Linked DNA regions of Homo sapiens: region 1 is linked to region 2. Evidence: chromatin contacts called from ENCODE Hi-C or POLR2A ChIA-PET data. All regions are on one chromosome and are shown on one strand. Each heading gives the region's core, a stretch centred on a gene start or an enhancer-like site at or near the end of the contact. The rest is flanking DNA. Distances are from core to core; before and after follow the strand shown.

What was found. A loop is a pair of places that touch in the nucleus more often than their neighbours do. ChIA-PET counts read pairs that join two places held with the same protein, here RNA polymerase II (POLR2A). Pooled maps may share reads with other maps.
Region 1: a loop to region 2 is called in a map of OCI-LY7, with 7 times the contacts of the local background. The contact joins the promoter of FOCAD here to the promoter of KLHL9 in region 2. A Hi-C loop is called at or near these places in 2 of 168 maps with a recorded cell type or tissue (CD8-positive, alpha-beta T cell and OCI-LY7) and 13 of 50 pooled maps. POLR2A ChIA-PET finds 5 or more read pairs at or near these places in 2 of 52 experiments (CD4-positive, alpha-beta T cell and OCI-LY7).

Annotation. Positions count from the first base shown.
Region 1 is chr9:20,682,842-20,687,971 of GRCh38, forward strand. It overlaps FOCAD (focadhesin), which reads left to right and starts at 1,418. Exons shown (of 44, transcript NM_001375567.1): 1 at 1,418-1,452. FOCAD-AS1 (FOCAD antisense RNA 1) reads right to left here and starts at 1,909. Exons shown (of 2, transcript NR_121601.1): 1 at 1,727-1,909; 2 at 461-700. RefSeq lists a silencer at 1,021-1,720 and an enhancer at 1,120-1,860.
Region 2 is chr9:21,333,335-21,338,526 of GRCh38, forward strand. It overlaps KLHL9 (kelch like family member 9), which reads right to left and starts at 2,070. Exons shown (of 1, transcript NM_018847.4): 1 at 1-2,070. The coding sequence starts at 1,525. It overlaps LOC107987053 (a long non-coding RNA gene), which reads left to right. Exons shown (of 3, transcript XR_001746634.2): 3 at 3,287-3,967. RefSeq lists enhancers at 1,500-1,549, 1,740-2,049 and a silencer at 2,090-2,259.

The DNA of each region.
Region 1 (5,130 bases), core at 168-2,667, 650 kb before region 2:
CTCACTGCAACCTCCGCCTCCCGGGTTCAAGCGATTCTCCTGCCTCAGCCTCCTGAGTAGAGTAGCCGTGACTGCAGGCGCGCAACCCCACGCCGGGCTAATTTTTGTATGTTTTTTTTAGTAGAGATGGGGTTTCACCACGTTGCCTAGGCTGGTCTTGAACTCCGCCCTCCTCGGCCTCCCAAAGTGCTGGGATTACAGGTGTGAGCCCCCCCACCTGGCCCCAAGATTAATTTAGATAAATTCTTAGAGGGTGAATGCATAGTTGGTTATTGGGAAAACTGTTAACGGTCTGTGATACATAATTACTTTTCTGAGGTGATGGGGAACCAAATTCTTCCTACAAATGAGAAACAGAACTTCTTGTCTACACATTAAAATGACTTTGGAAACTTAGAAAAATATCAATGTCAAGATCTGGCAGCAGACCTTTTTCAACCAAGTGATGAGGCCCAGGCACTTGTTTTTTTATTTTTATTTTTTCCTAAGGGTGCCCCAGGGTTTAGAAACAACTAAGTCAGATATTTTTAGAGTAATTTGTCTTAACTCTTTCATCTTGCGTAAAATTTCCATTCTGTCATCCACAACCGGAATTCCACTCCGTCATACCAGTCTCTCCTCGTTTTTTTCTGCTGGCTCTTTTCAGCGTGTTTCATCGTGGCTGCTGTCTGTCTGTTACAGCCTTCTCACGTGGGAGCCCCTGCCCCGCCCCACGAGAAAATACATGTTTATCATTCAGTAAGTATTGCGCAAAATCGTAACAGAATAATTACTCGCGCCAATTCCCCCCAGATTAGATCAGCAGAAACACTTGGGCTAGAACTACCTCAGGACTATCTAACAAGTGGATATACCACAGTGGCGTGGAGAGCTGCAGTGTTATGTGTTGGCCAAATGAAGTAAAGACACCAAGTAGCTATTAGGCGAAGAACGAAGCGTCTTCGCGGCAAGTCGGCTGTCTGCTTTAAATTTTCTGAATCCTTAATGTTATCAGTATTATTTATTTCCCCCGAGAAACAAAATCTCCAAATACCAAGAAGCTGTTCTGTATTGCCAAAAGCTGCATAGGGGCAGGCTGCCAACAGGACTACCCGGGCACGCTGCAGTGGCATCTCTAGGCAGTTTCCTTTAATCTGATTTTCCTTGGGCTAACTCCTCACTGCGGTGCTGCTCCACAGCCAGCCCCCGCGCGCAGCCCTCCCCGCACCAGCTCGGCTGCAGAGCGCGGGTCCGCCGCCCACGCCGCCTTTCAACCGCAGTGCGCGGCCCGGGCCTTAGACGCGCGTGCGCGCGAGCCGGGGAGGGCGGGCCCCAGCCGGAGGAGGCGGAACAGGGCCTCGCGATATGCAGCCCATTGGCTCTCTCCTGCAGTCCCCGCCCCCGGGCGTTCGAGGCGGCGGGGCGGGCCACGTCAGGCAGCCGGCGCTGGGCTGAGCTTGTGGCAGAAGGGAGGTAAGCCGTGCGGGGCGGCGGGCTGCCACCGCTGCACCCCTGCTCGGGAGCCGCCGGGTCGCGCCGCCTGCGGCCCGGTCGGCTTGCATGGAGGGCGGCTGAGGCCCTGCGGGGCTGGGGCTGAGCTGGGAGACGGGGCAGTGGAGCATGTGGCGGCAGGGCCGCGTCGCGGCGAGGGGCAGCCGGGAGGGGGCTTTTTGCCCTCGTCCGGTCCTGCTGGGGCTCTCAGCTTCTGGAGGACTAGGCCTTCTGAGGTTACGGAGCTCCGAGATACCTGGGCAGGGCTGGCTGTGGTGACTGCGGTGGGACTTAGTGGGATCTCGACTCGGAAGCCGGTCGGCGCGATCCTTGCATACTTAGCTGCAGCAGGTTGCAGTCGTCCCACTCTCCTTCGACCGGTTCCCTAGTTGGGGGCAGAGCAGGAGATTCTGGCCGCGTCCTGCCTGGCCTGGGGTGACTGTCTCCTTCTCATTCCCGGTGACTCACTCAGATCATGTCCACTTATAATGCAAAGGCTTATGGGTGAGCAGGGCCTGTTTTCAGTCTCCTAGTTCTCTGGCTCCGTCCGCACTTGCGGCAATTACTTGAAGAAAGAGTATGTTAGATGTATGTTTTGAAATTTTCGCAGCAGCTAACGCGTGGAGACGTGCAGTTATGTTGCATTTACCCTTCATGAGTTTTAGTTTCAGCTGTGGCGTCCTGATATCTCAGTGTGGTTCCTGAATTTGGAGCTTTTGAAATGAATGAAATCCTGCCAATTTCATGCAGTCATTCATTCATACATTCCAAACTTTTTTGATGGATGCCTTAATGGTCAGCCTCATACCAGGTATTAAAATCGGCATTTCCTGCGTTTTATTCCAGTTTATATGTTAGTTTTATTGTCTAGATTTGAGTTGGAAATTTTTTTTTTTTTTGTTATTTTCAGGTTCTAGTATCCCTGAAACCATCGTGGCTCTGAGGGTGTAATCCTGATAACTGTATCAGTAATGACTCCAGGTTTCAGTGGCCTATCTGTAAGAAGAGGAATGGGATTAGTATAATTTTGAGATTTTCCAGGAGAGGAGGGTAGATGGCATGTTTCCTGAACTGTGTTAACAGGAAGTAACTATTTTAAAAACACAGGATGCATTTTATGATTATGTTTTACTGTGTCAACGAACATTGTATCTGTCCACATTCACTTTTTGACTACCAAGCAAGTGCATGTTTACAATTTTGATTCACATCCAATTCCTGCGTAGAAAGCACTGTGACTCATCTGAATTTTGAAATGAAGTAATCATGAGCTTTTTAATGTTACATACAAAGGTATGATATTGAAACAATTGCATAAAAATGCAATTTTCAAAGCATTTTCACTTGCTTTTATAGATTAGTGGAAGCTAAAACCTCTGCCTTGATTATTTGCTTACTTAATCAATGTTAGGTAGTTACCATCTCTTGGCTAATGTTTATCAATATTATATCTATTTTAACATTTGTTTCATTAACCCCAAATTTACTGGATTTTAACTGATTGTTGTCTCCAGTTGACGCCTGATAACCAAAAGGTTATCAGGAGGAGCTGGAGGAGGCGGAACACAGCCTCGCGCCCTGTAATAAATAGTTTGAAATCAAAATTTTCATGGACGTATAACCAGAGTTTTTCATTTGTTGATTGATTGATGGTGCTTACCGGTAAATCGTTTGGCCTTTTTCCCCGTTTAAAATGATTTATGAAACAGTCTGAGACATAATATTCTTAGCTTCATGATACTTTTGGGATATTGTCCACAAGTGATTAGTTGAATTAAATTGTTAATATCACTATTAGGAGTTTGGAAAATTTAAGAAAATATAACTTCTTAAAATTTTGCATTTGCTATTTTTTTGTTTGTTTGGAGACAGGGTCACTCTGTCGCCCAGGCTGGAGTGCAGTGCTGCGATCTCGGCTCACTGCAACCTCCGCCTCCCAGGTTCAAGTGATTCTTCTGCCTCAGCCTCCTAAGTAGCTGGGATTACAGGCGCATGCCACCACACCCAGCTAATTTTTGTATTTTTAGTAGAGACGGAGTTTCACCATGTTGGCCAGGCTGGTCTCGAAATCCTGACCTCAAGTGATCCCTCCGCGTTGGTGTTACATCTTTCAGTTCTAGAAATGGACCTGATCAAGATTGCAAGGTTAATGGGGAAAATTCAAGAGCTGAGGACATTAACCTTCTAGCGGGAAAAAACCACAATGAGAAATAATAACTATATTTGGAGGAAGTGTAAGGAAATAATAGTTTAAGGATTATTAGTCTATAACAAATCTTGATCTTAATCAGTATTTCTTGATGTATAACAAAGAACTTGGTTTAAGCACAAAAAGAAAATTAGGGTGATAATTTAAATTTTGATCAAGTGGGTAGTAAGTATTTCTTTAGGAGATGAGAAATCTATAGATCTAGAGATGCATGGTATAATAAAGTATGGTATACTTATATGAGTATAAGTCTGTGATTCACAATTAGTAATAGATTGATGGAGGTTTTGTTACTATTTCCACATGATAAGAAACAAGATTTGCTAAGCTGATAGGACAAGGGATATTTGTGAATTTCCTCCATGTAAATGATTTGAAACAACAAAGTTTTAAGTGATGTGGAAGAGCCCATCTATTTTCAAACAATGGATTGAAATGTAGTTTTTGTAACCCTCTAAGTACTTCTGGCCTCATAGTTTTTTTTTTTTTTCCCCCTACTCAGGTCATATTGAAAGTAATAAAATTGTGTTTATGATTTTAAAAGTTTATATTGGCTTTCATTTAATTAGTCTGAGTTACTTTAGTTTTATATATTTTGAAGATGTTCCAAAACCCTTGACTTTAAATACTGTATAGCTTTCCATTGTTCATGAAAGAAAACATTTCTTTAGGCCAAAGGAAATTGAGAATCCAACTTGCATAGATAGTCAGTTTATTACTATTATTTAAAGATTTATCTTTTTACTTGCCCGGGGACCAATGAAGCATCCACTGAAGCTCCTAAACTGGAGAAGGTATCTTCTAATCTCCTTTTGGTCAGATGAGTTCTTGCTAATTTGGCTGATACATATGTTGAACAAATGTAATACAGTAATTGTGGGTGTTGTAACTGTAGTTTTATGAAGTTTTTTTGGTTGCCAGGGTGTATCTTTCCCTTCTCTCTTGACAAACCTTTCTATTTGGCCTACCTGCTTTCATAATTTATTCTTAAGTTCTACTCTATTTCCCAATCATTGCACATGTTGGTTTATGTAACCAAACCTGATTTTAGTATATGCTATTAGGACATACACGTGGAGAAGAATGGAGGAAACTTTTTATTAAATGTTTTTAATTGTTGAAACACTTAAGTAAATGTGATTTTTAAAGACTCATAGTTATTAAAGGTATTGTATTCATTATTTTTTATTTATTCCTTCATTCAGCAAAGACAGCAACTACTTTGGTGCTAGGTCCTTAACTTATCTTTAAGGAACTTACAGTATTGCATGGACTTCATAAACAACACCAAAATACAATGGGATAAACATTATAATTAGTCGTTCACATAGTATAGTGGGGGATAGAGAAAACTGTGTGCAAGGTTTGAGGAGATTCAGAGAAGGCTTTATGGAGGAATTTTCATCTGAATTGAAGTTTGAAAGTGAGTAGGAATTAGTTGGTGAGGTTAG
Region 2 (5,192 bases), core at 820-3,319:
AATCACTTGTTCCTCTGAAGTGATTGCCACCAATGACATAGAGCTTATCTCCAACTGTACACATGCAATGCAGACCTCTGACTGTAGTCATTGGAGCCTTTTGCATCCATTTATCTGTATCTGGGTCAAAACACATGAGCTCATTTTGGAAAGTGTCATGGGTAATTCCTCCTGAAATATACATTAAGCCTCCATATACTGTTCCAGCATGACCATAGTGGGGTTCACTCATTTTTGCAACATAGCTCCACTCATTCATTCTTGGGTTGTAACATTCTACTGTGGCCAGTTCACCAGCTGCACTGCGCCCACCAACTGCATACAAATGTCCTTTGAGGGCACTCAAGTGAAAGAATGTGCGCTTTTCATTTAATGATGCAACCTGCATCCATTTATTATACCGAGGATCAAATCTGAAAACTGTATCAACAGCAGTTTTTCCTTTTGTATCATAATTACTCTGACCACCAACTACATAAAGAAAGTTTCCAATGACAGCAATACCATGCTGGTAACGGGGAGCATCCATTGGGGCTAAAGATCTCCATTCTTGTGCCCTTTCATCATACATCCGTAATTCTTTACTGACAACCAGCTGCTGCCTCAAAACTCCTCCTAATGTAACCAAGTGAGTGGAGTCAGATCGAATGGCAGTTCTATCTGACTGCATCACTGGCTGCATATATGGCATCATTTGGTAATTGCTAGCTTCCAAAAGCAAATTCACGCAGGTATTGTCTGTTCTCATGAAATCTACTGTCTGCACGTAATTGATGAGATCCTGTGGTGTCATCAGTGGAAATCGAATATTCTTCATTAACTTTGCAGCATAATCCATCCGAGGGTCTTCCAACCTTAGCCAGCGACAGGCTGCCTTAAAGAGTTCAAGTTCGGTACAGTGCTTAAGACTATTACTGGAAAGCACAAATGCAAGTCGTTCAAAAGGGAGTTTTAGAAACTCCCCAGTACTCAATAAAGCAGGAAAGTTCTTCAGGATGAAATTATTAACATATTTATCCACTTCTATAAGATTGTAGGTGTTAGCAATTCGTCCAACCTCAACACAGTTATCCAAAGAGACTCCTGATATAAGAAATACTTTACAGAAATCCAAAACGGGTAATATTTGTAAAAAGCTAGCAGCTTCAAGTGTGTCCTGAAGATTGTCCATATTAAGAGAAAGTTTTGCAGTATAAATAAAATCAATGATTTTCTTCAGACCAACCTTGTTCACCCCATGAAGCTTAATGCACATCAAATCTTGTTCTTTCATTCCACCTGTGAACATGGCTTTGAAATAATCACTAGCAGACGCCATCATAGCTCTGTGAACAGGGAAGATTTCATCTCCATCACCTGGTACCAGGGTCACATCACAAAGCAATCCTTCTATTCTAAGCTGATCAAAGCCTTGCAATACCACCGAACTGTGAGTATTGCTGGTAAAAAAGCGTGTGGTTCCTGCCTTACAAGGCTGCAAATGGGCAGAGACGCCCATTTCGCCGTTACCAAGGGACACTTTCATGTGAAAGCTTTCCTCTTGCACAGAGATGCAAGCCGGATAAAGAAGTTATAACCGGAATGTTTTACAGGTAACGAGGTGTCCAGAAAGAACAGAAAGCTCGTTTCCTTATCAAGGGAAGGCAGTCACTGCGGCACCCCTCGGGCCACGCCAGTCAGTCATCCACTGAAAATCACCCTGTAGCAGGACCACAAAGGGCTGTGGACCTCAAATCTGATTATTAGACAGATGATTCATCACCTGAAGGCGGTTAAATGACCTGGTTCACCTCGTCCGGCCTGCGCTGCCGCTCCTTCAGCAGTTCCGCTTCGGGCAAGGAAGAGGCGCCGCCACGTACTGTGGCTCCACGGCCCGCTCGGCGGCGGGTCCGGACACCTCAGCGAACGGCCCGCTGCGCCCTCCGCTGTACCTAGAGTGTCGCAGCGGCCACCGGCCTGTCTTTGAGCAAGGGCCGGGAACACAGGCCTGGGCCTGGGCTTGGGCCTAGAATACCGGCCTAGCCCCAACACCGAGCCGCTCCTTCCGGAAAAGCCTAGTCCCAGGATACCACGGGGTGGGAGCGGCCTTAGCGGCTACTGCGGCTGCGCGGCCTCCAGACCTCGTCAGTCAGCGGGAGGGTGGGGGTGGGGAAGGGGGAGGAAGTACCCGGGAGGCGGGAGGGCGAGGGTTGGGGAAGCGGAGCTGTGTGGGGTGGGCGCCAGCCCGGCCTCTTAGAGCTGCCTTGTATGTGGGACCAAATAGGACAGAATGTGTGCAAGCAAGTGTGTTATGCTGCACGTTTGATATAAGTTTTTCGCATATCTGAGCTCTTACGTTCCCCAAATGCATAATTTTTCAAAGCTTTACGCTTCCTAGCTTCTGTTTTTTTGAATAACAGTGAAATGCGGCATTTGTATAAATTGAGAGGAAACCTGGATGCTTAATTTTTTTTTTCCTCTACAAAACAATAATTGTTATCCCACATTATGTAGTAGATACTTCAGTTACAATTTTGGTTCATATTTTCAAATTTGTTACAATTTCAAACGCAAAATATTTGTCTTTACTAGATTGTTACTTTATTATGTAAATGATATATTCTAAATTTTTGGCTTGAAATGCCTTTGTTTTCCACAATTTTAAAAATGGCTACATAATTTTCCAATAACTATACATACTATAGTTTCCTTTGCCCATTGGTTTGTTCCTGAATGTGTACCTTCTTATCCTCCATTGTTTTATAGACTCGGTAGTAAACTTATACAATCTGGTAGCAAAATTTTAGCCCTGTTATGGATAATATTTAGTAAAATACTGATCCAAGACAATATTTCCAAAATATTATCACCAACAATGTTTGTGTCTTTCCCTTCTTCTGACTTTTCCCTTTGTGAGTATTTTATTAACTTGCATTTCTTTAATTAGTGGTAAATTTAAATTTTGACATACAAATAAATGTATACTTTGACACAATTTCTTCCATTTTCCAAATTTTGAAGTTTCTGTCTTTTAAATCCTTCTAGTTCTTTATGCATATGCAAAGTAAGAATGTAGTCATGTTTTTCTTACACTCGCCTCGTTTTTATGTAAAAGATAGCATACCATGTACACTGTTCTGCATCTTTTTTTTTCACTTCAAGATCTTCCTGAATTAGTGTAGAGGGCTTATTTATATTTTTAAACAATTCTGTTGTTGCCTTCTGAGTTGTTACATCATAAGTTATTTAACCAGTGCCCTGTTGATGGGCAGTTCATCTGTTTTGAATGTTTTCTATTGTTTCCAAGGGATGGCAGCAAAATTCAGAAGGCTTAGACTACCACTGTCCTCCACAAGGTGCTCCAGCAGATTGTCACCTTATTCAACACAAGAGGTTGGTTGGAATGAAACTGGCCTGGAGAAATTATTCACTGAATTTTTATCAGCATTGGGAAGTCCTGGAGCCCTGCTTGTTGAATGAGTTAGGGGTGGAAGGGCTCTCTCAGGCCATGACAACTCCCTAATGCTGTGAAGAGCTACTTCCAAGGAATCAGTCTCTATCTGGAAAAGAAAGAAGAGAGCCTCTGTACATGGGAAGTTGGAGCAAGAAATCATGAGATCCTTCTTTTTTTCATCAAACTTGCAAGTAAGATTAATAGCTTAGGAACAGACTTGTGTCTTCATGAAATGATTACTATAGACACTCTTCATTATATTCCCATATGTTTAGTTATTTTAAAAGACTATCTTTTCTGCCTGCATAATGAAATGATTGAATCAAATTTGTCACAATACTTGTTGGTAATGTCAAGCAACTGTATGATAAAGCATCCAGTTCTTAGGGGCATTAGCTCACCATGGATGATATTATTAATTTACCCATGTACTTAATTATTGATTCTACTACATTTATTGTATTCAGTATTTTTGCTTGTATGAAATGTTCACTTTTAACACTGTGCTAATTACATTAAAAAGTGTTCACTTTATGTATATTTTGTTTGTTTGTTTTGTTTTGTTTTGTTTTGACGGAGTCTCGCTCTGTCACCCAGGCTGGAGTACAGTGGTGCGATCTCGGCTCACTGCAACCTCCGCCTCCCAGGGTCAAGCAATTCTCCTGCCTTAGCGTCCCGAGTAGCTGGGACTACAGGTGCGCGCCACCATGCCCAGCTAATTTTTTGTATTTTTAGTAGAGATAGAGTTTCACCATGCTGGCCAGTCTGCTCTCAAACTCCTGACCTTGTGATCCGCCTGCCTCAGCCTCCCAAAGTGCTGGGATTACAGGCGTGAGCCACCATGCCTGGCCCCTCACTTTATATTTTGAAAATTATTCTCTTTATTATTTCGAGTTTTACTTTCAGATCATTTTGCATTTGTTTATTTAAAAAAAACAAACACAAGGTCTTGCTCTGTCACTAAGCTGGAGTGCAGTGGCAGGTTCATAGCTCACTACAGCCTCAAACTCCTAGCCTCAACAATCCTCCCACCTCAGCCTCCCACACTGCTGGGATTACTGGCATGAGCCACCATACCTGGCCTTACTCAATAAATCAATGCCAAGGTTGGTTTTGCAACCTCAAGTGAAGTTCAGTTCATTCATTCCATTCACACTGTATGAAACACTTGATATGTGACTTTTCAGGATAGAAAAGTGAATAAAGGAAACACAGCTTCAGCCCTCTTGAAACTTTTTGCTGAGGGAGAAATAAAACTATTAACCAATTAATTAATTTCAACTCTATCATAAACTCAAACCATAGGCAAAAGAAAAGTGGTTTTTGTCATCAGAAACTGGAAGACTTTAAGCCTTGAAAATTGGATACACAGTTCTGGGATTTAGAGTGCATGGCTAGAGATGTTCATTTGGGAGCTGGGCTATACCTTTTTCCTGAAGGCCCAAGGATGGATGAGGTCTGGTAGAAATTGAGTAGTGAATCAGAAGACCAAAACCTGGATCTTGAGGACCTTTACATCTTAATGTAGTGAACAGAGTGAGGAACCTGAAAAGGGCATGTGAATGAAATGATAGGAGGACATCCAGGAGCAAAATAGGAGGACAACCAGGAGAAAATTGTGATAAGAGGGTGTTTAAGGGAAGAAATGTGTTTAAAACATGACGTTTTACATTTAGGAAAAGAAAGGACTGGTTTGCCAGAATTAATTTGGCAAAATCCAGATTGGAATATATTGACTAGAGTAAATAGCAGGAGAGGT